Regions from separate parts of the Homo sapiens genome. Here regions 2 and 3 are each linked to region 1. Evidence: chromatin loops called from intact Hi-C (ENCODE). Cell type or tissue: PC-3. All regions are shown on one strand.

Region 1 (8,000 bases):
CCTCCCTTGACACATGGGGATTACAATTCGAGATGAGATTTGGGGTGAGGACACAGAGCCAGACCATATCAGCCTTCAATAAGTGTTTGATGTCTTACCAGTAAATTTCATGATGTATAAAGCATAAAGTAAAAAAAAACAGTGTATGGCAAAATACGTATTTATGCATTTTAAATGTTCATCTCTCAGTTGGCTCATCTAAAGGTAGATAGAATAAACAGAAGGAAGAAATTTGAATATGTAATTGGATTAGAAGATAAAGGTCAGACTATCAGGAGTAGTAAAATCAAAGTTAATGGAAAGCGTTGTCCTACCAACCTGTAGGGAGGAAAAGAAAAAGTACTTATGTCTCAGAAGCATTCATTCAACTCCAGAGGACCAAGTCCACCAGTAAGAGTCACCTTTTCAAAGGATTACATTCATACATTCAGTTTTTTTCTTACATTTCAAATTGTTGACAAATAAAACCCAAGATAATGTTGCACCTTTGAGCCCTCGGGTAATCTCTTTTTTAATGTTAGTATTTTACTTCTATGAAGAGAGTCACAAATATCTGATAAACACATTCTAAAGAAGACCATAAATATAGATAGCACTGGGGTCTCTTTACAATTTCTTAATGACTCTTCTGGACATTAGTGTGATACATCAAGAGAAAAATTCAGAGACTAAATTCAAGTTTAATGACAAAATGAGAACATTCTCAGTGGGAATTTAAAACTGAACACTGATACTCAAAGCATAAATAAACGAAAAACAATCAGAAGAAAATCTCCAAACTGCCTTCGTTATCCCCAGGTGACCTGGTAAGAACATTTTTTTCTGAGATTTGGTAATTGCTCAAAAATTGTATCCTTTTTCTCCCTACCCTACTATCTTTTAGAAAAGATGAGTCTGAACAATAAGATGTATCTTATATAAAATGCTGGGAGTTAAATATGGATTAAGTCCAATTAAGACCTCTTAAAAAACCACCAACACTTTTGAGTGACCACGACTATAAGAAGTCTTTCTTTTTCTGGTACATATTAAAAAACAAAAACAAACAAAAAAAAGGAACATTCACACAAACAGGTTAATGAAACCCAGAAGAAACAGGATGAAAGAATGACCAGCAGAGATGAAAGCTAACAGCAGCATAAAAAAGAAAACCCTCTAAAAGGTCAGAGAGTGAAGTGAGAAAAGGAAAAAAAAACAGTGTTAGTTCAAGACAGGCCAGCTGGAAGCAAATGTTTTTGGATTTTTATACTACAGACTTACAAAACAGTCCAGCCAATGCATGATGGAAGCCACTAATTTTAAAGCAAATGTATTTTGTTTAGGAGATGCTGTGAGAACCCAATGTCCAACAAAGGAAATATTTGCATTGCCAATTTGAGTATACCTAAAGTGACATCACTTAGTTTAAACCTCCCACTGTGAGGTTAAAGAAATTGACTAGAAATGTATCTGAATTAAAAATGGAGAGTTCTGAGAATACCCCATCAGTAGCATTGTGAGAAAATATTATTGACTGTTTTGAATCATCACCGAGGGAAAGGATATTTTCATTTTGTAAGAAGTTTGTAATTTTTTTTACTATGAGATGAAATCTAAGAACTATATTAGAAGCAAGCAAAATAGCTTTCACAACTTACTGAGTAAAACCTAAACAATATTTTTATGACAAAAGTATATCTATATATTATTAATAGGATTGGTTAAACCTAAAAATGAAGACCAACTCTGTTTCATAATGTTTTCTTATTTTTTTAAGGTGTCTACTTTCACAAAATTTTCAGAATTCATATATTTGGTTTTTCATCGTTCTCCAATACGGAAAACTGACTCACGTTTCAATCTTCTTAAATGTAACTTTCTTTCTTCTAGAAGATGGTCCTAATAAGAATGCTTCTTGAAATATAGACAAGAATAAGATGTTATCTTAGCTCTAACACTCAGGCAAAATCCAGCCCCTGTGAGATCCAGGATATCATCCCTCAGTCTCATATTAAAAAACAGTTCTAAATCTGGCTTGGCCTGAATCGTTGCTTTGTGTGTCTGTATCTTTTAAATTATAAGCTTTCCAGATTTTATGTAACCCAACGTGTTGCATATGAATATTGCTTTCTATTACATCTAGCATGTGTTCAACCTCAGTACTCAAATTAAATTGACCACCACCATGGATCAGTCACTCATTAACTCTGCTCATTACCTCTGCAGCACCTTCAAGGAGAGATCACTTATTCCTTCAGATTTTTTTTTCCCTGATCCAGTTCATTAGATTCCATACTACCTACAACCTACCCAATTAGGTAATTAAAGGGTGAAGTCCAGATACACGTCTGGAAACATTTCTGGGGCAACAGAGTAGAGGCTGGTGCCCTAGGGATGAGCGCCCTACACTCTCTTCTCCACTCTATGCATCCCTCTCCTTCTCCCCCACAACACCACCCCTCATACCCCATGCAAGAAATCCCAAGAGAGGAAACCTTGACCACACCCACAACAAGGGCAAGGCAACGTTTTGGTATTTTGAGACTAGCTAGGAAGGTTGATGGAACTGCAAAACATAATTAGATACATGGGAAAACATTCAGGGCAATTATTAATTAAACAGGAACTGAGTGTGAAAACCTTCAAAACAAGAGTTTTTGGAGCCTCATAAATCAAGAAATCAGGAAACTTTTCTTCCCATTGTAAAAAGTGGTTAAGTGGGCTATGTTAAGAGTCAACTTACTACATAACTAACTACTTTTATAGTATTAATACTAGATAATTTTTCTTTCCTGAGACTAAAAAACTTGTAATCTTTTCCTCTCTTATATAAAAATTATTGAAAAGGTAAGTTATCTGAAAAGGCTTTTAGGCATTTACTTTAAGGGTCCAATTATTTCTTTTTTTCTACTCTTTTCCAAGCAGAAAAGATAGATTGATTGTTGCAGAGTTTCCTAAAAGCAGATACTAAGATAGATTTTGGATCAACACCTGTGAATGGCAGCAAACAAAGATGGATTTGGCAAAGGAAAAAGAAGGATTGCCATGCAGGCCCAACAAGCCTGAACCAACCCAACTGGGAGCTCAGAAGTGTAGGATCCAACAGAGATGGCCCCTTTAGGCAGAAGTGGCTGGGCCGCTATCCCTCTCTCCATCTCAGTTAATGGAGGTGGGCTGCTCAGGCTGAGGGCGAAAGGACAGGCGTCTCTCTGCAGCTGAGGCAGACACAGAAGGCTATGAAGACTATGGGTTGCCTGATGCCTGCACCCCCCACAGCTGGCCAGCAAGCCCATCCTTGAAGCAGAATCCAGCAACACACCTTCTTGTCTACAGCAGTGGTATTAACCGACTAGACTAGGGTGCTACTTAGTTGCCTCTCTTAAAGGCACTTGCAGGCTCTGATTTATAGAGACATGTCTTTTAACAAAAAACATTTAACATTTGTAAACCAATTTTTAAAACCCAGGGAAAGTAATTCGTGGGGAGGCCTGCCTTGAGCTTGTCCGCATGTTTGTTAAGCCTAGTTTCGTCAGCCAAGGTTGGCAAGCATTTACTCTGGAAAAACTACCATCACATCTGTTCCTTACCCTAAAGCTCTGCAGCTTGCTCGGGTGTGGTGATCCCCATAGCAAATGGCAGAAATCATCTGGAGGAGTGACCATCTTTAAACATCTTCAAGAACTACAGAAACACAAACCAGAGTGATTTCTGGCTTGCTTGTCAGCCCCTGGGCACAGACCAACATGGACAAGTGCTTTCCGGTTGATTATGTAAACAAGCTCCATAGGCCCCTCTCAAACATCGCTGCCACTGCTGCCTAAGGAGAAACAACACTGCGAGGCGACATGCATAACAACCCCTCCTCAATCAAGCTGTCCCTAGGAGTTTCTTTCTTTCTCTAGCATAATCATAGTTCTCATCCAGCTACGGCAGGCACTTTGCTATGTTGCCATGGGGATTACACTGAAGATAATCACTTGTGAACATTTGCAGATCCAGACAGCCCACTAGGGCCTGATGTTGCTTTGCCCCGTCAATCTGAATATGCTCATTAAAGACTCAGCCACTTGGCTCTTGATTTTAGTCCTAATGCTGACCCTCTTCCTCACAGCCATGAGTCTTTGAACAAATCTTTTCTGAACCTGTTTCCTCAGCTGAAAATGGGGTGGGAGAATGTGTGGTTGGTACAGATGATGACTAACTCCAAAATTAATTCCAGGTGCTATGATACTGCTGCACTCATCCAAAGGGACACTTCTCTATCATGACTCAATTACCATGCAATTAAAAAAATTTCAAAGTACCTATTAAATGATGCCCAGATGCCCAGCAATAATAAAATTATATCCCAATCCAATAGCTGGGTTTTTAACAAGAGAATAATCCGTATACAACTCAGGTTGTGGGGTGGTATGAGGTTGAGATAGCCTACTTTCTTTTTAAATCAACCCAGAGTTTGCTTAAAACAAACAAGAACTTAACTTAGGTTATTTGAAAGTTCATTCAAAAAAGCAAACTCCGATGAAGAAAAACCACAATGAAACTATTCTCAGCTCTTCTTCTGAGGTGAGACTGACACCTGCTGGCCTCCTTCTCCTGTGCAGACACCCTTTGGATAGAATACACTTTTGCAAGATTCTAATCCTATTTATGCAAATGTATCTAGAATTACAGTTATTTGAAAAGAAATGCATGAGCGCATTTATACAGGAGAGGTACTAAGAGCAAGATACAATAATATTTCAGTTATATGTTTGGAGACTAGGAGGAAGGCAGTGTGATGTGGTCCCTAGCTGGCTGCAGGTTCCAATCCCAGTTCTACAACTCTCATTTGAGGATTAGGATTGAGAAAATCACAGGTCAACAATAAATACCTTTCTCTTTCTCTCTCTCTCTTAAATCTCTCTCTCTCTCTCTCTCTCTCTCACACACACACACACACACACAATGATTCAAAGATTCTTTAAGAAATTTGTTTCAAATTTTCACCATCATTTATAAAGCTCTTTAATCTGTTAGTGATAATTACGTGTTTATAGAAATCAAGGTGACAGACAATATAAGAGAAAATGAAAGAGAGAAACCAAAAATAAAGAAAATAAAGGGAGAGAGAAAAAGATGAAGATAGAGTCAGAGGTAGATATGGAAAAAGAGGCAAAACGTGAAGTGGCAGATCCAGGCATAAAGAAACAAATGCCTCAGAAGACAGAGACAGAGAAATCTTGAGTAAGGAAGCAACATAGAAGATTGTTGACTTCCCCCAAACTAAAACTACTTGATAAAGTAGAGGAAAAATGATCCAAGAGCATTTAAGTTGTTTGTTGGCTGACATTTCATTTAGCTGGCTGGTCTCCTAAGCTGCCAATTTTCTCCTTGTGACTCTGTGGTAAGAAAGATCGTGCACAGTTCCTATGGTTCCTCCACAAAGCAGCAGAACATTCTCTGTAATATTCTCTGCAATGAAGAGCACATTTCTGAGGCAACACTAAGAAGTCAAGAGTTTCATTTAAAAGGGGGCTTCTTAAAGTAAGAAGTCCCTTTGGATGTATGCAGCAGTATCATAGCACCTGGAATTTTGGAGTTAGCACTGAACACTTCATTTTCTTCTAATCGGTTTCATAGCACTGGGGTGATTATACTTGGGGAAGCAGGAGGGGTGAGATGTAAATGCAGCCAAGGCATGTATATGATGTCTAGGTGGCTCCACCCTAAATGAACCCCAGGATAGCAATAGAGAAAGCACAACATATTCAGCTGAAATTAAAAATGAATCAGAATTAATCTAGATATGCTGAAAACTAGAATGATATATGCTTCTTCTGCTATAATTTTTCTGCTTTTTGTTTGGAGTAGAAGTCAGATTTATCCTCTCTGAATCTCTGATTCATTATCCATAATGCGCGGACACCAGCAACCTACCCTATTTACCCTGAAGGATTATGAACATCAAATGAAATAATGTCTGTGAAAACACTGTAAAATTTTCCAGGACTGAAAAATTGTGGACTCATAAAAAAAAATTCTTTCTGGATAGGTGGCAGAGTAAACAGCCTTGGAGAACAGAAAGATGCTAAGCCAAAGCCATCTCCAAGCAGAAAAACCATTCCCAACAGGACCATGCCCTCCCACTAGGCATTTGGCCAAAAACTCTCAGAAGCCATGGTACGGAGGCTTAGGGACAGGGTTAGCCAATGGGAATATTAGGCACACAAAAGTTCCGTTTCTGCCTCTCAGAGTTGATTTAAACAGATGTTCTATCCATTCTTCATTTGAACAAGCTGTTATCAAGTTGGTTTCAAATTACTAGGGAAGAAAAACTGAATACACCCTTCCATCCCTCGAATTGCAGATTAGAAGTGGCTATATAGGCGCTGCTGGAGAAGAACAAAATGAAGCTTCTCCTATGAGTAGGTTCCAACCTTGGTCTTAGCTGTCACTCACCAACCCTTGGTTTTGTGTGTGTGACTCACAGAATGAGGATCCTGGGCAGGGGTGCATTTTTCCCAGGTCCCAGGCACCCCTGGCTCTCAAATGAACATTTGATTCCACAGAGTCAGACAATGACCACACAGAGGAAATGAATCACAGTCATGTCATCACTTATATGCTTTTCCAGTTATTTGGGATAATTATACTCTGACGCATGATTGAGTGAGTTCTTTAAAATTTAGAACTTTGAAAACCACATAGAATCAATTATTAATGTTATCTAGAAACAACCTCCTAATTGTGCCTAAAAAGCAAGTAGTTGGACAAAAAGACTCAGAAAAGTTCCTTCCAGAATGGTAATATTGGTTTGTTTTTATTTCCCTAGTTATATGAAAGGTGGATCTAATCATGATTTTGTGACCTTGATAGAGAAGTCCAAATAGAGCGCACATACCCCCAGAGTAGGCAAAAAGAAATGATCATAACTACAATTTATATTTATTTTTTACCTAATATTTTTAACAATTATAACATTGTGTATATTTATGAAGTGCATAATGCCAAAATGCACTTAAACAATTTAAATATTTACATGATACATAAATAAAAATTTTCATTAATATCAGTGCCCTATCCCCAAAAAACTTTGCAGAACGTGGAAATACAATGAAGTATATTCTGCCATGTAAAAAAAAGTCACATGTTGCCTGGTAGTTTGGTTGATACTAAAGGCTCGGTTCTGTCCCAAGCTAACATGTGTCATAGGCTAATATTAAAATCCTTTAACTTTTATCCTAAGTGCAACCAGTAAAATAGTGAAAATCCATTAATGTAATCAATTACAACTGATATAGTTTGGATGTTAGTCCCTCCAAATTTCATTGAAATGTGACCCCCAGTGTTGGAGGGTGGGCCTGGTGGGAAGTGTTTGGGTCACGAGGGTGGAGCCCTCAGGAATTCCCTGTGAAACTGAGTTCTTGATCTATTAGTTCATGTGAGAGCTGGTTGTTTAAAGAGTCTGGTGCCTCCCTCCCCTCTCTCTTGCTTCCTTTTTCAACATGTGACATACCTGCCTTCCCTTCACCTTCCACCATGACTGGAAGCTTCCAGGGGCCTCCACAGAAGCCAAGCAGTTGCTGGTGCCATGCTTATACAGCCTGCAGAACTGTGAGCCAAACAAGCCTCTTTTCTTTTTAAATTACCCAGCCTCAGGTATTTCTGTATAGCAAGGCAAAACAGACTAATAAAACAACTAAAGCAGAAGTAACGGAGACTGGTCTAGTGGCATTACAGATATCATTGTATAACACCCATGTAACCTACACACAAAGCCATGAAAGTACTAATGTCAATCATAGGTATTATCTTTATATTTCTCAATAGAAGTGTGTCATAACATTGTAGCCATGTAAAGCTAACTGGGAATTGAGCTTTTCTTCAATCCAAAGACTGGGAAATTAAACTTGATCTTCAAAATGGCAGTTAAGGGCATAAGAAGCTAACATGACAACCACGTCCTTGTCAAAAAGTGCATACCTTTATATTGACCTCATCTGACAAATGTCAGGAATTGCAGACAGAAAAGATGGTAC
Region 2 (8,000 bases), 1.1 Mb before region 1:
CTGTTTGGTGTCCTCTAAACTTCCCATATCTGTGTTTTGGTGTCTGACATTAATTTGGGGAAGTTTTCAGAAATTGTTGTTTCAAACATTTGTTTCTTTCTCTCTTTTTTCTTATTCTGTTATGCACATTACCTGTATTTTACACCTTTTGTAGTTTCCCATGGCTATTGCATATTCTGGGCATTTTTAAGTCTTTTTTTCTCTTTCCTTTTCAGCTTTGGAGGTTTCCATTGAGATATCCTCATTCTCAGAGATTCTTCCTCTATGTCCACTTTACCAATTAATCCATCAAAGGCATTCTTCATTTGTGTTATAGTGTTTTTGATCTCTAACGTTTAAGGTTTTTTTAGAATTTCCATCTCTCTGCTTACATTGCCTATTTGTTCTTGTGTTCTGTCTCCTATATCTATAAGAGCCTTTAGCATATTAATTATAGTTGTTTGAAAATCCCAATCTGATCATTCCAGTATCTCTGCCGTATCTGTCTCATTCTGAGGAGACTGCTCTGTCTCCTCCAACTGTATTTTTTGCCTTTTAGTATGCCTGGTAATTTTTTCTATGTAGCCAGACATGATGTGTTGGGTAAAAGATACTGCTGTAAACAGAACTTTAGTAATGTGCTGGTAGAGTGTAGGGAGGGAAAGCATTCTACAGTCCTATGATTAGGTTTCAGTCTTTTAGTAAGCGTGTGTCTCAGGACTAAACTTCACAAGTGCTTCTCAATCTTCTCCCCTTACCCCTTAATGACTAGAGTGGGCTTGAGTTTAGTATTTCTCTTCTTACAAGTGGAAGGCTAGAGCCAGCTGGAATTAAATATTTCCCTTTTCCCAGATAAGTTAGCTCTAGTTAAATACTTTCTTCTGAGGGCAAACCTTGCTCAGGAAATAATTATCTGACATATTTCAAGATGGTTCCTTTACTCTTCCAACCGCAGGAATCATGAGGGGATTTTTCTCAGGTACTGACTATGAGAACTCAGTAGTTTTCCAGGAGATAAAACTCACAAAATTGTATGGGCTCCCCTATGACTAGGTCTACCGGAAGCTTTTGTCTATCATACTTGTCCACACTAAGTTTCCAGCAATTAGTCAATTACAGTTCCGTTTTTCCTACCCCAGCACTTGTTCCCATGTTTCAGTTCATGAATCGGTACTCCAGTAAGCCATGACTCTCTGTCTTTGCCTATTTGTCTTTCCAATCCTGGGGGCACTGGTTTGCCCTGAATCCTCACTTCTCTTGCAGATCCAAGAAGAGTTGATTTTTCAGTTCGTTCATCTCCACATTTATTAGGGTGGAGTGGTGACATCCAAGCTCCTTACATGTTAGACCAGAAACTGGGAGAATATAATTTCTTTCTTTCTTTCTTTCTTTCTTTCTTTACAAATCTTTAAAGAGAAAATAAAAGCATTAGCATAGTGAATTTACTAAACTATTTGTAATCAAAAAAGGGTGATATATTTGATTTTTTTTTTTTTTTTGAGACGGAATCTTACTCTGTCTCCAGGCTGGAGTGCAGTGGTGCAATCTCAGCTCACTGCAAGCTCCACCTCCAGGGTTCAAGCGATTCTCCTGCCTCAGCCTCCCGAGTATCTGGGACCAGAGGCGCGCACCACCACTCCCAGCTAATTTTTTTGTATTTTAGTAGAGACAGGGTTTCACCATGTTGGCCCAGATGGTCTCGATCTCCTGACCTCATGACCCGCCGGCCTTGGCCTTCTAAAGTGCTGGGATTACAGGTGTGAGCCTCCGCGCCGGCCCTTTGAAATATTATTTTAAAACCGCAATACATTCTTAAACTCAAAATTAACATAAGGAGATGGTGAGAAAAGGGTACAGGTGTTGAGGATTAAGGATGGAGTAGAGGGAAACTGTAGATGATAGAGCCCAGTTCCTGATAAATGCGAAATGTATCAAAGTCAAGCACTATGATGAAATCTATTTTGTTAGAATCATTGTGACATCGGATATCAACTCCTCTGAATAACCACACTCAAATTTATCTCTTTTGCTCTCCTCTTCTTCCTAAGGCCCACCTCTAACATACAAAGGCACTTCTACTCTAAGCTTCCCCTCCTCTTGCCAAAATACTTGATAACCACTCTCATAATTCCCTTTTTGCTTTCAGGCTGGTAACAATGGTCTACAATCATGCTAATATTATTATCTCAATGTTTGGAAACAAGAAAGCACGAAGTGTTGAAGGTAACAATTTGAGAGCAGAATGAATGAAGGTGCCTAGGAAGATATGTATGTGTGCATCACGGCAAGTGCCTTGTATTTGCTGGCACATGCTACAAAAATAAGCTTTGCTATGCCGTGATATGTTGTAGGTCACATTTCTTTTCAGTGTTGACTTCAATTATTTTTATTAAAATGCTGATTAAAAAATTACATATAACCTGCTTATCCTTATATGTCCTACATAATATAAAACCAAATAATTGAGGAATTAACATAAAATGAAAATAACTATTGAACTAAGTTCTCTGTTAATGAAGTCACTACATGATATAACTACCATGTAATATAAAAATTAAAAATACAATGTCCAAATCTTAAGTTTTTTTCTGATTATCTTTTAAATATGGGTTATTATTATAATTTTGACAAATTAGAAAGTTAATCCTTTTAAATTTTGTGTTGTGAAAGCTAGTAATAGTTCAAGAACTAATAAAAGGATATTTTTCTAAAGAAAACACAATCAAATAAAATAATTTCTGCCACTGAATGTGCTAAAAGAAATTAAGATCACTATAAAACAGTAGCTGATAGATTTTTTTCCTGAAGTAGAGATTTTTCCTTATTGTATATTTATTTGTATCAAACGTTACTGTTTTTAAAGTAAGATTGAATTAATTTAAAAATATGATTGAATCTTTGTTGAAATTTGCCTCAGAAATTCAAAGAAGTAGAATTAAAAGTCACAATTTTCTTTTTAGTTTGAGATATTAGAATACGACTTTAAATTGAATCTAGAGGTCTAGTTTAAGTACTTTTGGAGACCTCATCATGTCCACTGAATTATAATAAATACTGCCCTCATGGCTAAAACTCTGTCCCAAGTCATGAAGAAAAATAGGAAAAAAGTATCTTTCACCAATTATTACTCACAGGGAATTGGTCTTTACCCAAATCATTTTACTTCCTTAGAATTTTTCTTTTCTCACCCTATCTCTTGCCAAAATGTTATACTTCAAGACAAAGATTGTGCCCCAACCCCCGCAAATAACTTAATATTCTTTGTATTTCCTAATAAAAATAATAAAACTTGAAAAACAAAGAATGTGCCAAATTAAACAATATAAGACAATTTAGGTGTGCAAATCTCACGTGGTTAGGATATTTTTCCAAGCACAATTTTACTATATTCATTATGCTTTATTCTGATTTATAATAATTCATCTTACCTCTATTACTGAGACACTGGCATAGGTTTTAAGGAGCAAAGTAGATCCTTATACATATAACAACTTGTCTTTTTTTACAGGAGTGTAAAAATTAAAGTGTAGTTCAGAGACCTGTTTTTCAGGAAATCCACAGGTCAAAAATATTTTAATAATCAAAAAAGGTGTTATCTGTGTTTTTTGCTCTCAAACTTTCTTTATTATACAGTGTAGTTTTCCACAAGCTACATGGTGTGTGTTTTCTTAAAAGAAGAAATGGTGAAGCAGATTAGAAAAAATCAACTGTTATGTATTAAGCCAGGTGTCAAGGAGATTTACATAAATGTAAAATGATGCCACTCTTCCCACTCAAGTTTTTATTTGGGAAATATAGTTACTGCTCAAAAAGTTATGTTATTTATGTAAACATAATGGATTTATTATTGTCTTTCCTGAGTGAACAAACATATAACTATTTTTAAAGTATCTTAATTTATTAATAATTTTCATTATGGTAAATACCAATGTATTTAACCCACATAATCATAGAGTCTTTGGGGTCTTCAATAATTTTAAAGAATAAGAAGTTCCGGGAAGTCTCCAAATCAAGAAATTTGAGAACTGCTGCCGTAGAGGCATTTCAGGTAAGGCTTCCCTGGCTTGTGCATTCTACTTTACCCTCCTAGGTTTAGGTTGCATTTTCAATCTTCTTGTGATGCTTTAAGAAGCATGATTATTCTATAAAGTCGGTAAGTCTTACTCACTGGCTCTGGGTTAAACCACTTTTGTTACCAATTTGACTAGTTTAGATATATTTTTGGTTAGGCACCTAGGCTTTAAGTCTCAGAAGGTTAAGTAAATCTGTTGACATCTCTAAGACACAATATATTATCCATAAAGCAACTAGAGTAGTACTGTTAAAAAATGAAACAGGTCATATCTTTCTTTTGTCCAGAACCCTGCTTTAGAATCAAATGCAAAATGTCTACAATGACCACAAGAGCCCTACATGCACTGGTTCTAATGACCTCTCTGAAAACTTCTCTTACCACTCACAACCTTTACCACTCCTTCTCCATCTACAATGCCTTCTCCTCTGTTGTGTCTTGAACATGCCAGGCTTGCTGTCACCTCAGGGCCTTTGTTCCTGCTCTTCTTTGTCTAGAATGGTCTTTCACAAGGTAGCCACATGGCTGGCTCCTCACTTCCTCAAATGTTTATTCAAAAGTCACTTTCTTAAAGAGATCTTCCCTACATACCCCATCACAAATTTTAACCTCCAAGACATTTTATACTCCTTTCTCTTTTTTATTTTGTTCTTGTTAGCAGTTATCTCTATCTAATATCAAATGCATTTTTATTTATTTTATTGTTAAAGTTCCATGATATAAAAAAATTTTTGTTTTGTCCACAATAATTTTTAAATATATATCATCTTTTACTGTTTATTATTACCGTGGTTATTTCTTGATATTAACTAGATCCAAAACAAAGCTGTTAAAGAACAAGGCTGTTCGTAACCAGCAGATGGCAGTACAGATGGAGGGTTGAGAGGCAGCTGGAGAAAAGACAAATAGGAATAGAACAGAAGTTCTGAAAAAAGTCCAAGAGTCTGGGTCCTGCACTTAGTCTAAGAAGAGACTGTGGTGTGCTCATTGGAACGTGGAGAAGGGAAGGAATGCCAAGAAGACTCCAGGAGTCCAGTCCAGAGAAGGCACTGGGTTGCCCTTCAGGCCCTTTAAAAAGCAATGTCTTGATTTCTTTTTTAGATAGTTTATTTTTAGTGTATAGGAATGCTATTCCAAAAATAAAATAAAATAAAATAAAATAAAATAAAATATTTAGGAATAAATTTAACCATAGAGATAAAATATATGTACACAGAAAACTATAAAACATTGATGAAAATATTGAAGTCACAAGTAAGCAGAAAGATATCCCGTGTTCATGGATTGGAAGACATTTCAATATTGTTAAAATGTTCATTCTACCCAAAGTGACCAACAGATTCAATGCAGTCTCTACCAAAATTTCAATGACATTTTTCACAGTAATAGAAAAGACAATCTTAAAATTCACTACATACAGAACCACAAAAGACTCTGACTAGCCAAAGCAACCCTGAATGAAAAGAGCAAAGCTGGAGGCATCATAGTACCTAATTTCAAACTCTACTACAAAGCAATAGTAATCAAAACAGTGTGGCACTGCCATAAAAAGAGACATGTAGGTCAATGAAACAAAATAGAGAGGTCAGAAATAAACCCAGGTATGTACAGTCCATTAATTTTAAACAAGGGCAGCAAGAAGATGCTATGGAGAAAGGATAGTCTTTTCAATAAATGGCATAGGAAAAAATGGATATCCACAGCAAAAGAATAAAATTGAACCCTTATCTTTTAAAAAATCAACTGGAAATGTGTTAAAGACTTCAACATTAGATCTGAAACTGTATCTTCTGAAAGAAAAATAGCATAAGAGAAAAGCTTCTTGACATTGGTCTGGGCAATGATTTTTCAGATATGACACCAAAAGCACAGGTAAGAAAAGCAAAAATAAACAAATAGGACTACATCAAAAAAAAAAGAAAGAAAGAAAGAAAGAAAAAGCTTCTCCAGGGCAAATGAAACACTAAACAAAATGAAATGGCTTGTGTTGGGAAACAAATATTTGTGAACCATATATCTGATAAGGGGTTAACATAAGAATATGTAAAGAACTCACACAGCTCAATAGCATATAATAGGAATAACTATAACAATAACCTCATTAAAAATGAGCAGAGGACCTGAATAGACATTTTTCCAAAGAAGACATAGAAATGAGCAACAGGTATTATATAAAAATGTGCTCAACATCACTATCATTAGAGAAACGCAAATAAAAACCACAACAAGATATCATCTCACACCTGTCAGGATGGCTTTTATCGAAAAGACAAGAAATAACAAGTGTTGGTGAGGGCATCAAGGAAAAGAAACCCTTGTACACTGTTGGTGGGGAATTCAATTTGTGCAACTATTATGGAAAAAAGTATGGAAATCCTAAAGAAATTAAACATGAAACTACCATATGACCCAGTAATTCCTCTTCTAGGTATATACTCAAAGGAGTAAAGGCACCGCCTAGTAAAGATATTTGCTTTTCCATATTAGTTACAGCAATTATTCACAATAGTCAAGATCTGAAAACAACTGAAGTATCTGTTGACAGATTAATGAATTAAAAATTTATGTATATACAATTGAATATTATTCAGCCTTAAAAAAGAGGACCTTGCCACTTGTAACAACATGGATGAACCTAGAGGATATTATGCTAAGTAAAATAAGCCAAAGACAGAAAAAAAATAATTCATGTTCTTGCTAATATGTGGAATCTTAAAAAATAATTGAAGACATAGAAACAGAGAATAGAATGGTGGTTAACGGGGGTGGGTTGGAGCAAGGGAGAAATGGGAAAATACAGGTCAAAGAATACAAACTTGCAGTTATGTAGGATGAATATATTTAGAGATCTAATGTACAATTTGAGGACTATAGTTAAAAATATTGCATTATATACTGACAATTTTCCAAAAGAGTAGGTTTTAGATACACTGGCCACAAAAAAGTAATTATATGATGATAGATATGTTAATTTGTTTGCCTGTAGTGATCACTTCATTATGTGTATGTATATCAGGATAAGTATATCAAAACATCATGTCGTGCACCTTAAATGTATGCAGTAAAAATAATTGAATAAAGGCAAAATCTTGGAGCAGAAATTTCAGAAATCTAAAGTTCCCTTGAAGAAATGTAAGCTGCTGAAATATCACAGACCAAAACAAAACAAAACAAAAAATAAATAAATAAAACAAAAAAACAGGTTTCAGAATATCAGTATATTTCACTCAGAAACCCAAGTGCTTATCATAAAGGATCGGGGCAAAATAACGAGTGCCAATGATGGAAGAAGGAAAAAGAAGTGTATGAAATCCTAAATATTCCCAAGTTACAGGGAAATTAAATAATATCCAGGCATAAAAAAGAGCCACACTGATGGCAAAAGTTACATCACTTGGTAGCTATCTGCAGCATTTGAATACTGATCCGAAATCCTGTTCCTGCCTCTTCTGGCACTGAGGGTAGCCAGTCTGGGGTTTTGGCGTGGATACTTACAGCTCTGGCGATACAGTAGTCTCATTTCTTCTTCTTACCTTTCTCCAGCCTGTACAACCCATGAGTCTACATTTCAGTAGTTTTCTACATCAAATACTACATGGGTTGGCTGTTTACTTCAGTACCTTCAATTTTTTGTCATCTTCCTTCTCTACATCCTCCTTTAGATAACTGCTGCCAGTTCTCACCCTTTCTCTTTAGCTTTCTTATGTATCTTTTCAAAGTCCTTGGGCAGTTTAATCACCTGCATGAAACCTGGAAGAAGGTCTCTAATATTGTCCTAAAATCTGAACATTTTATCCCTATATTATACATTTATGTTATCAGTACTACACAATTTGTCTGAATTTTAAAGGCAACTATACTTGTAAAATGCTAAAGATCCCACATTTATGTTTTAACATCCACACTTCTGTGATTCTGGTAGAAGTATTCACCCCAGATTCATTTTCAC
Region 3 (8,000 bases), 280 kb before region 1:
CAAGTTATTGATATGAAAGGGGCCTGGCAATGAGGGAGAGTCCAAGTGTGTTAGTGGCAGAGTAGCTGAGAAGATAGAAGGTCTCAGTAGGTGAAAGGGGCTAAAGAGTAGCCCGTTGTGGGAGCTCTGTGGCTGGTTGTCTCACCTTGGGCAGGGAATGCCTGAGGAGCAACTCCAGAAGGGACCAACAAAACTGTTTTTGGGGTTGGGTTTGAGGGATTCTTTTGTTGTTTGTTTTACTATGATGATTCCAATTTGCTGAAGTTTTGTGATATTTTCACTTTCTTTAAAGTAAGAACGGGAAAAAAGTTGTGGTAGATTTTTAGGTGAAAATTTTGGCTACTACTTTCTGAGCACTAATGGCATTACTTATTATTGTATCTCTTGACGCAGCTCTGAGGAAAGAAGCTTTTTATTTAGAAAAATCAATAAGCTATTTAGATGGATAGAAGATCTAAGAAAGAGATAGTAAAACAGTTGTATAAAAATTAAGAAGCAATTTGTGGACAGAATGAAGTTAAGGAGAGAGAAAATGAGAGAAGGACTCCAAACAGCAAGGTGGAAATGGAAGATGCCAATTTGTCATAAATGACTCATTCCTTTTTAAGAACTAGGAAGTCTAAAATCCAATTTAAATAGTCCGTCATTTGTTGACATGTAATAAGTCTTCATCTCTCAGTTATCACCATAGCTCACAAATCTTCAGTAAAAGTCTAGCTTATACCTTGGTGTAGGGGACTTGTAGGTAGGGATTCTCAGGTAAAGGGAATGTGATCCACACTGAAGGCGTGCTAAGAATGTTTCAGCAAGATGCGAAGTAGGACATGAATGTTCCATAGAAGCTAGGAATTTGCTCTAGAAAAATATAATCTTTGGGAATTCACAGAAATCTTGGAGAGGGCATTGAATTTATCTTAGCAAGCAGGGATGTGTTAAGCCAGTCTTAACTAGAGGCAGCATTCTACATATTACTATTGAGAATGATTTAGCAAGTGTATTCTGAAGTGGTGAACAAATCACACTGGGTTTTCTCAATTATTCAGGGAATAGGGTGTTATAACAGAAGTTTTCAATATTAGAGTGGTAAAGCACTAGCACGTGCAGAAGAAGAGAGGAAGAGCAGCTGGCATGCCACTGAAATGGATGTAATCTCTAAATCCTCCTGTATTGTAATGGAGTGTCAAGTAAGGCAGAAGTTTGAAAAGAGAAATCAAAAATACAGAACTATGTCCATAGTTCAAGAAACAGTCTCTTTAAAGCAGATTTTGTTAATTTAGGAAGAATTGTTTGAGTAGTATTGTGCCCATCAAGATTGTCTGAGAGAAGTGGAGCTTAGTTCCCAAAAAGGAGTTTCATCTTGCATAAAGGAGGCTTTGGGCAAGGGGATTCAGAGGAGAATATCCAAACATAGTTATTCAGATTTCCTGCTTGTTGGGCAAGTGGAAACTTGAACCGTTAATCTGAAAAATCAGACTTGAAACTATTTGCCGCCCGAGCTGGTAAAGAGGCTCCCACCTGTCATAATCTCCATTCATAGCTCTTACTGATGTACCCTTAGAGAAGGGAATGTGACTTCCAAGAGAGTGTTAACTGTTTGACTCATGGCAGAAGAAAAATGGAAAAACACTTGTAGAGGAAAAAGACCTTCAGAGAAAAAAAGACCAAAATTCCAATCCAATTCTGCCACATCTTAACCTTAACGTTTAATCTCCCTTATTATTACGCCCGATGCAAAAATGCAAGCAAAATCTGTGAGCAGTGATAGGACTGGAAACTTAGAAGAAAGTACACATTTTTGTTTTCTCCCTTTTATGTAAATATTATTAGTTGTGTGCAAAAACAAATTTTGAAAAATAGAATTTTCTCCCTAGTATTACTGCCTTAGTATATAATAATGAATGAAAGCTTCAGTCCTTGTTGGTATACTTTCCTAAATTCTGTTGAACCTACCTAATATTAACTGAGCACCAGTTCTTAAAAGTTCAGAGCCTGGCCTACTACGCATTCTTCAAAATCTACTTCTTTCTCTAATCTTAAATGACTTAAGTAAAAGGTTTTACAAACTTTATCTGTTAGTTGGAAAAGAGAAGTAAGCTGCTAACTTTAATTTCTCCACAACTTCTGCTATTTTTACCTAAACTAGTATTGATTTAAAAAGAAAAACAAAAAGACTGAACTGTGACTCAAAAGCAGAGTTGACAAAATCTCTAGAATTTCTACGCCCTTAAGTGATTTAACTCAGCTCGAAGTTGAAAAGGCTTCTAAGCCTTGTGAGAAATATTATCCAGTTCTATTCACATTATTATCAGAACCTTTTGCCTCTTAGTACTTCCACAGAACATATTTTTGGCTAAACATATTTTTAATTGAGTTTTCCATTGTTTCAATTTAGATATTCTGTTCAATATTTTTAAATCACAATCTGTAGCCCCCTGGAAAAATTTGTCTTTTTTACTTTTCCTTCTTTTTTTTAGCATTTATGACTCTTCCTCTGCCTGTTGTGTGGTTTTATTTTTTGAATTTATCCCCAGAGTTTCCAATTAAGGAAAATATGGACTCAGGTGCTTAAGTGATGTTGAGCAATTGTATATACATCTGTTAGAAAACTTTTATAAGAAATTAAAGCGTTTTTATTAAACTATAAAATGAAGAGAAAAGCCTATTTCTAGTCAAATAAATTGAAAATAATACATTTTAAAGTATGAAGGGAATAAAACATTTAATTTTACAACCTACCACAGGAATATATGAAATGTCCCCCAAATGTGCTATATATTTTAAACAAATCCAGAAATATTTTCTAACTACTAGTTGATTACTCTAAGACCTCTGGATTTACTCTAAGCAAAGCAATCTTTTCTTCTTATAAATCAAGTTATCATCTCATACAGTTGATTTAATTTCTAATTGATAAACAATTCACATGTAGAAATCTGCAGCAGTCTAGTTAAAGTAGAATTTTTGTTCCCTGTCCTAATTGCAGATTTTTCTGCTTGCCCAATAGATAAAGTTCTGAGAATATTCCCTTGTTACTTAAGCTTTCAATTATCTCTTTGTTTCTGCACTTTACTTCAGAGACTATGAAGAACAATATTCAAAAGACCTTCCATTTTCACCAAATTAAAATTTCACAAGAAAATAATGGGTCCCACCGGTGATGTGTAATGAAAAGTCCGAAAAAAACAAAAGCTTTATAAAGAGGGAAGTCACAGCCATAGTCACGTAAAGGTTAATAGTCAGACTTAAGAATTACTACCCTAGTTTCCTTTCCTCTAAACTGAATGAAGTCTGAGGACTGTTCAACCTGTGTCCTCAAATTTCTTAGTGGAAATAAACTACAGTAGTTGCCCAATGTAGTAACTGGCTTCCCTAGCTTACTTCCTCACTTCCTTATCAGTGTTTCCTATTATTATCTCCCAAATAAACTACTTACACTAAATCCTTGTCTTAGAGTTCGCTTCTGGAAGAACCCAAATAAAGATGCAGTCTCAGTACCTGGCAAATTCCACATCATCTGTCCCCATCTCCTTCCTCCTCAGAAACATACATAGTGCCCCCAACCTCCTTAGTGCACTGAATGTGCTGCTCACCAAACTGAAAAGTCACTAATTCATGTCCCATGTTCTCCCAATAATCAACACTTGCCTTTCCTATGCTCACGCTCTTAAGACTTTGTTCTTTACTGAGAAACTGAACAAATAAATTAAACCATGATGTTCAGATGCAGCAATTTGTAGCAATGACACAGTAGGAAAATCAAAAGACCTTGTGCTAGGTTTGTCATTCACTAATTTGGTGACCTCAGTCAAATAACCTGTCGGTCTCAAATGTTTCAGTAACAAGTGAAAGTTGTCAGAATCAAAATGGAGTCACAAACATTTAAAAACAAAAATCTGATAGAGCCAGAAACGGCCATGAAGAGAGAGTTCTCCTGCTACTATGCCTGATAAAAGCTATTACAGAAAACTCTGCAAAATCACAACCTTGTACAAAAGCCATGGGAAGCTTATACAACAAAATATTTCTACAAGGACAGCAACTGCCTATCCAATCTTGAACTGGTGTCACCTTTGTTACTGATATTTGCAGTTAAGGATAATTATTTCAAAATTATCATGTAATCCTCCTCATTTTTTCCTTTAAAATTCTTTATTGTTTTTTACTTCCCTTAATATGCATGCAAATAGTTTACTATAGCCTATGTATACCCACCGCAATATTCTACTCCCAAATAAATTTCTTTTTCTTTTAAGGGCCTCACTCTGTTATTTAGGTTGACAAATGAAATGAAGATAATAATACTTGACTGAAAATTGCAATGAGTTAAAGGGTATAAAAGTCTTAGAGAATTGGAAAATATAGGATGAATAGGACACCACGTCAAACAACCTTCCCATTTTAAGAGTTGCCTCCAATGACATTGGATCCTAATGTTTCAAAGATCAGACCTTCAAAGGTGGAAAGGTACTTGGGGATATAAGAAACCTAATGCATTGCTGATGGGAATAAAAAATGGTGCAGCTACTCTAAAAAGTAATCTGGGAGGATTTCATCAAATTAAGTACATGGGAACTTCAGGATTAAACAATTCTAGTCCTATGTATGTATTCCAGAGAAATTCTCACAGAGGTCCACAAGGGGGCACATGCAAGAATGTACATCACAACAGTTGGTACAGGAAAACAACCTGAGAGACCAAGGCTGGGCGGGTAGATAAGTAAAATGTGATGAGACTCTACCACGCAGCTGTGAGAACACAATATAATAGATGTCTATAGAGCAATGTGTATAAAGCTTTAAAAACAGAGCTGAGTAGAAAAAAACAAAAAAAAAAAACAGAATATAAGCAATACCATTTATATTTATTAAATATATATGCAGACAAAACAATGTACATCTTCAAAACATATATGAGCAAAAGATATACATTAAATAAATAAGAATGTGTGCATACAGCAGAGAAGGGAAGATAGAAATTCTTATAAATGATGATCATTAATCAACAAGCATACATGAGGGGGGCTTGCCCAAATTTGTGACAGAAATCTGCCATGAGCTGAGGAGTGTAATCAAGTCACCCTTTTACACTGGAGATCCAAAAATGACTGCGTAAATAACTACACAAATGATTGAGTAAGTGGCTTGGTCTTAGAATCAGATTACTTGGACTTGAATTCTGCCGCTGCCACTTACTAGCTTAATTTAACCATTTGGAGGAGCCTGTTCTCACAAAAATAAAATATGGATAATAATATTACCAACATCACAGGCTCATTGTGGAGGTTAAATTACATTCATGTAAAGTACTTGGTGTGGTGCATTGCTCATGATAAGAGCACAGTGAATGTTAGAGATCATTATTAATAATCTAAAGTGATGCTCCACACAATTTATCAGGTTGATGGAGAAATGGTTTTTTTGGGGGGAAGGAGAGATGAGCAGAGGGCTTTATTGAGCCTCCTTTGCTTCTCTAACACCAACAAAGGGGACATTGAGAAGTATTTATTTCCATTTGTCAAATAATAGCTGAAATTAGAACATTCTAAAATGGCTATTGGAGAATGAAGGAGCCTAGTTGCTCTTCTATAGGTCACTCTCCCTGCTTGAGTTTGGGTGATGGGACTGGGTGATGAAGCTTGATTTAGGGGCACTGTGGCTCAGAGCTGGCTCCACAGAGAACATGGGCAATGTGCAAAGAGTGAATGAAGCCAGTTTTCCCAAGACTGCTTTACCATCAGGGGCTCACTGTCCAGACTCCTGTTCTTTCTTAATGTGTGTTATCCTAGGCTTCCCATATGAGCAGAAGAAGGAAATCACTTAGAGGGGGCTAGGACAGACTGCTGGGGATGACAACTGGGAAATAAATTGAAGATGGCCAACACGGTGGGCACATGATGTGCCTCTAGGGGGCTCTCAGGACTGTCATCAAGTATGGGTTTGCTCTATGGTCTCTGCTGCTCTCAGGATTTTGGATACAAACTAACTCTAAAGTAGTCTTCACAAGAATCATGTGGTGACAGGCAGAGAGACAGTGGTATCCCAGACACAGACACTCCAGTAACGCGATGTTCATCAGCACTGGGCTGCTCCTGGCACATAGTCTGTCCCAGCAGCACCGAATCCCAACAGAACAGGAAAGCAATGTGTGTTATACAAAATACCAACTTTCTCATGTTCAAGATCTCACCAGAGAACCTCTGAATATCAGCGTCTTCTGAAAGCTAATTAGTTACTTTAAAAGTTGTGATTTTTTTCATGTAAAAAAGTGAAGTAAAAGGGGAATAAAAACCTGACTCAGTTAGAAATGTATGCATTAAATAAAATTTGTATTGAAAAATAGTCACAGCCATTCTTCTATTTACCCACGATTCTTCTTTATTTGGCTGCCAAATATAGGGGCACGTTAGTATTGCGGTCAGCTTAATATTAAGTAGAAGGCATTAAAGGCTAGAACAGTGGTGCAAAAAGCTGTAGGTAAATCTCTTCTATGCTGGCTGTTAGCAGAGCACTGTGATGCTATATAATTGCAGCAAACTTTTTTTTTGGTTCTGCTGCACTGCAGCTCATAAAGGGAGCACTCATTCTGGAAAAAAAAAAAAAAGTTAAATCTAGCAAGTGGTTAGCACCAGCATTCCAAAAAACTTCAGCAGCCTGTGTTTTCAGCCTCTGCTCCAACTTCATTGCTGTAAAATAAGAGAATATGGTAGTCAGGTTAAGATGAATAAATTTAAAAATATACACCTGAAAATTATACATTAATATTTGGGCATAGCATCTCCTACAAAAAAATGGTTTATACTACAATAGGAAAAGCTTATTTTTATTCCTTAAGTAGATCCTTCCTTGTTTCACTATTAATGGCATAATAAAGACAAACAGCTGTACCTTTACATCAGACTCCAATCTCTTGGCAGTTCAGCAGAGCAGTTCTGGCCTCCTACAAAGTGCCATGATGGTTTTGAGGGGCAGGGGCTGCCTTAAGGAACAGCACTGTTATATCTCACCCACACCCACACCCTTCCATGACTTGGCTGATGACTTAACTTCACTTTAGCATTGACTGCACCATTCCCTAAAATGCATCATCTAACAAGGAGGTAAACTGAATAGGGATTGAATTAAGTCCCAGCTTTTGCAAAAAGGAACATTACAAAAGACCAAGACCAAATAACCTCTCGCTTTTCTTCATATATTGATTTGCTTGATCTTACAATTTTGCTCTGTGGTAGAGGAGTGATTCCAATAATTTCTTTACCCATTCAGTCTCTCTGTTCCTATATGATAGGGTTGAACTGTCTGGAACAGATAAGATAAACTTAATTGAGTGGAAGATGGCTATTGGCAACTGTGAAGGCAGATTATACAAAAGAAAGTATAAAAGAAAATATCAGAGATGAAGCAAGAAGAGAAATATAGTTCTAAGACATGTCTCTGATAGAACAATGTGACGGAATAACACCAATGGAGGAACTGACCAGAACTTTCTATTTCCAGGTTCCAACTCATGACTAACATGGGAACCTTCCGAAATGCCTGGTAGAAAATAAAGGAGGTCAGTTGCCTTTCTGTAGGCAACTGTCTGTGCTTTGCCCTCAGCCAGATCATGAGGTGAAGAAGCAGTGGTGACTTAGAGCTGGCTCCTATGTGCAAGGTGAATGTCTTGGCCAAGCAGCTAAACAGGATTGTGAATCGCGGTTACATTCTGCATTATTATGAGAAAGTATATTTTAGACTAGAAGAAGGAGACAGATAAAAAGCACTAACAAAGGGGTGGCTCATGACTGCTCTGGTTTGTTCTGGCCATAGAAAATCAACAGGCAAAAAGTAAGAAGTAAGCTGTAGCTTTCATCATCTGGAATTCTCTGAAGCCCTAGAATGAAGGGAGGAAATGACTCAAGTACATCTGCTCATTAATTTTTCTAACAAATAAAAATTACCATTATTTTGCTTTTTCTGAAAGCACCAACATGATTTTTCTTAAAGTACCAGCATTTAGTAGT

What was found. Peaks named below come from ENCODE experiments on the same cell type or tissue, not always from the same donor. Only the 100,000 strongest peaks of a DNase experiment are listed, where the experiment ranks them.
Region 2: a loop joins it to region 1, with 8 times the contacts of the local background. A loop is called at or near these places in 52 of 110 quality-filtered maps.
Region 3: a loop joins it to region 1, with 8 times the contacts of the local background. A loop is called at or near these places in 48 of 110 quality-filtered maps.

Annotation. Positions count from the first base shown.
Region 1 is chr6:53,982,909-53,990,908 of GRCh38, reverse strand. The region is part of intron 2 of LOC101927189 (a long non-coding RNA gene); the gene reads right to left. Among named protein-coding and RNA genes, the nearest start is that of MLIP-IT1, 12 kb to the left of the region's middle. RefSeq lists an enhancer at 6,083-7,282. In PC-3, a CTCF peak has its summit at 4,572 (motif pointing left); DNase peaks (open chromatin) are centred at 4,548, 6,058 and 6,488; H3K4me3 peaks cover 729 bases; H3K27ac peaks cover 2,833 bases.
Region 2 is chr6:55,066,273-55,074,272 of GRCh38, reverse strand. No RefSeq gene overlaps it. Among named protein-coding and RNA genes, the nearest start is that of HCRTR2, 100 kb to the left of the region's middle. In PC-3, a CTCF peak has its summit at 4,915 (motif pointing right); a DNase peak (open chromatin) is centred at 4,922.
Region 3 is chr6:54,264,633-54,272,632 of GRCh38, reverse strand. It overlaps MLIP (muscular LMNA interacting protein), which reads right to left. Exons shown (of 14, transcript NM_001281747.2): 14 at 6,353-6,683. The coding sequence ends at 6,678. Among named protein-coding and RNA genes, the nearest start is that of TINAG, 40 kb to the left of the region's middle. In PC-3, a CTCF peak has its summit at 4,635 (motif pointing right); a DNase peak (open chromatin) is centred at 4,652.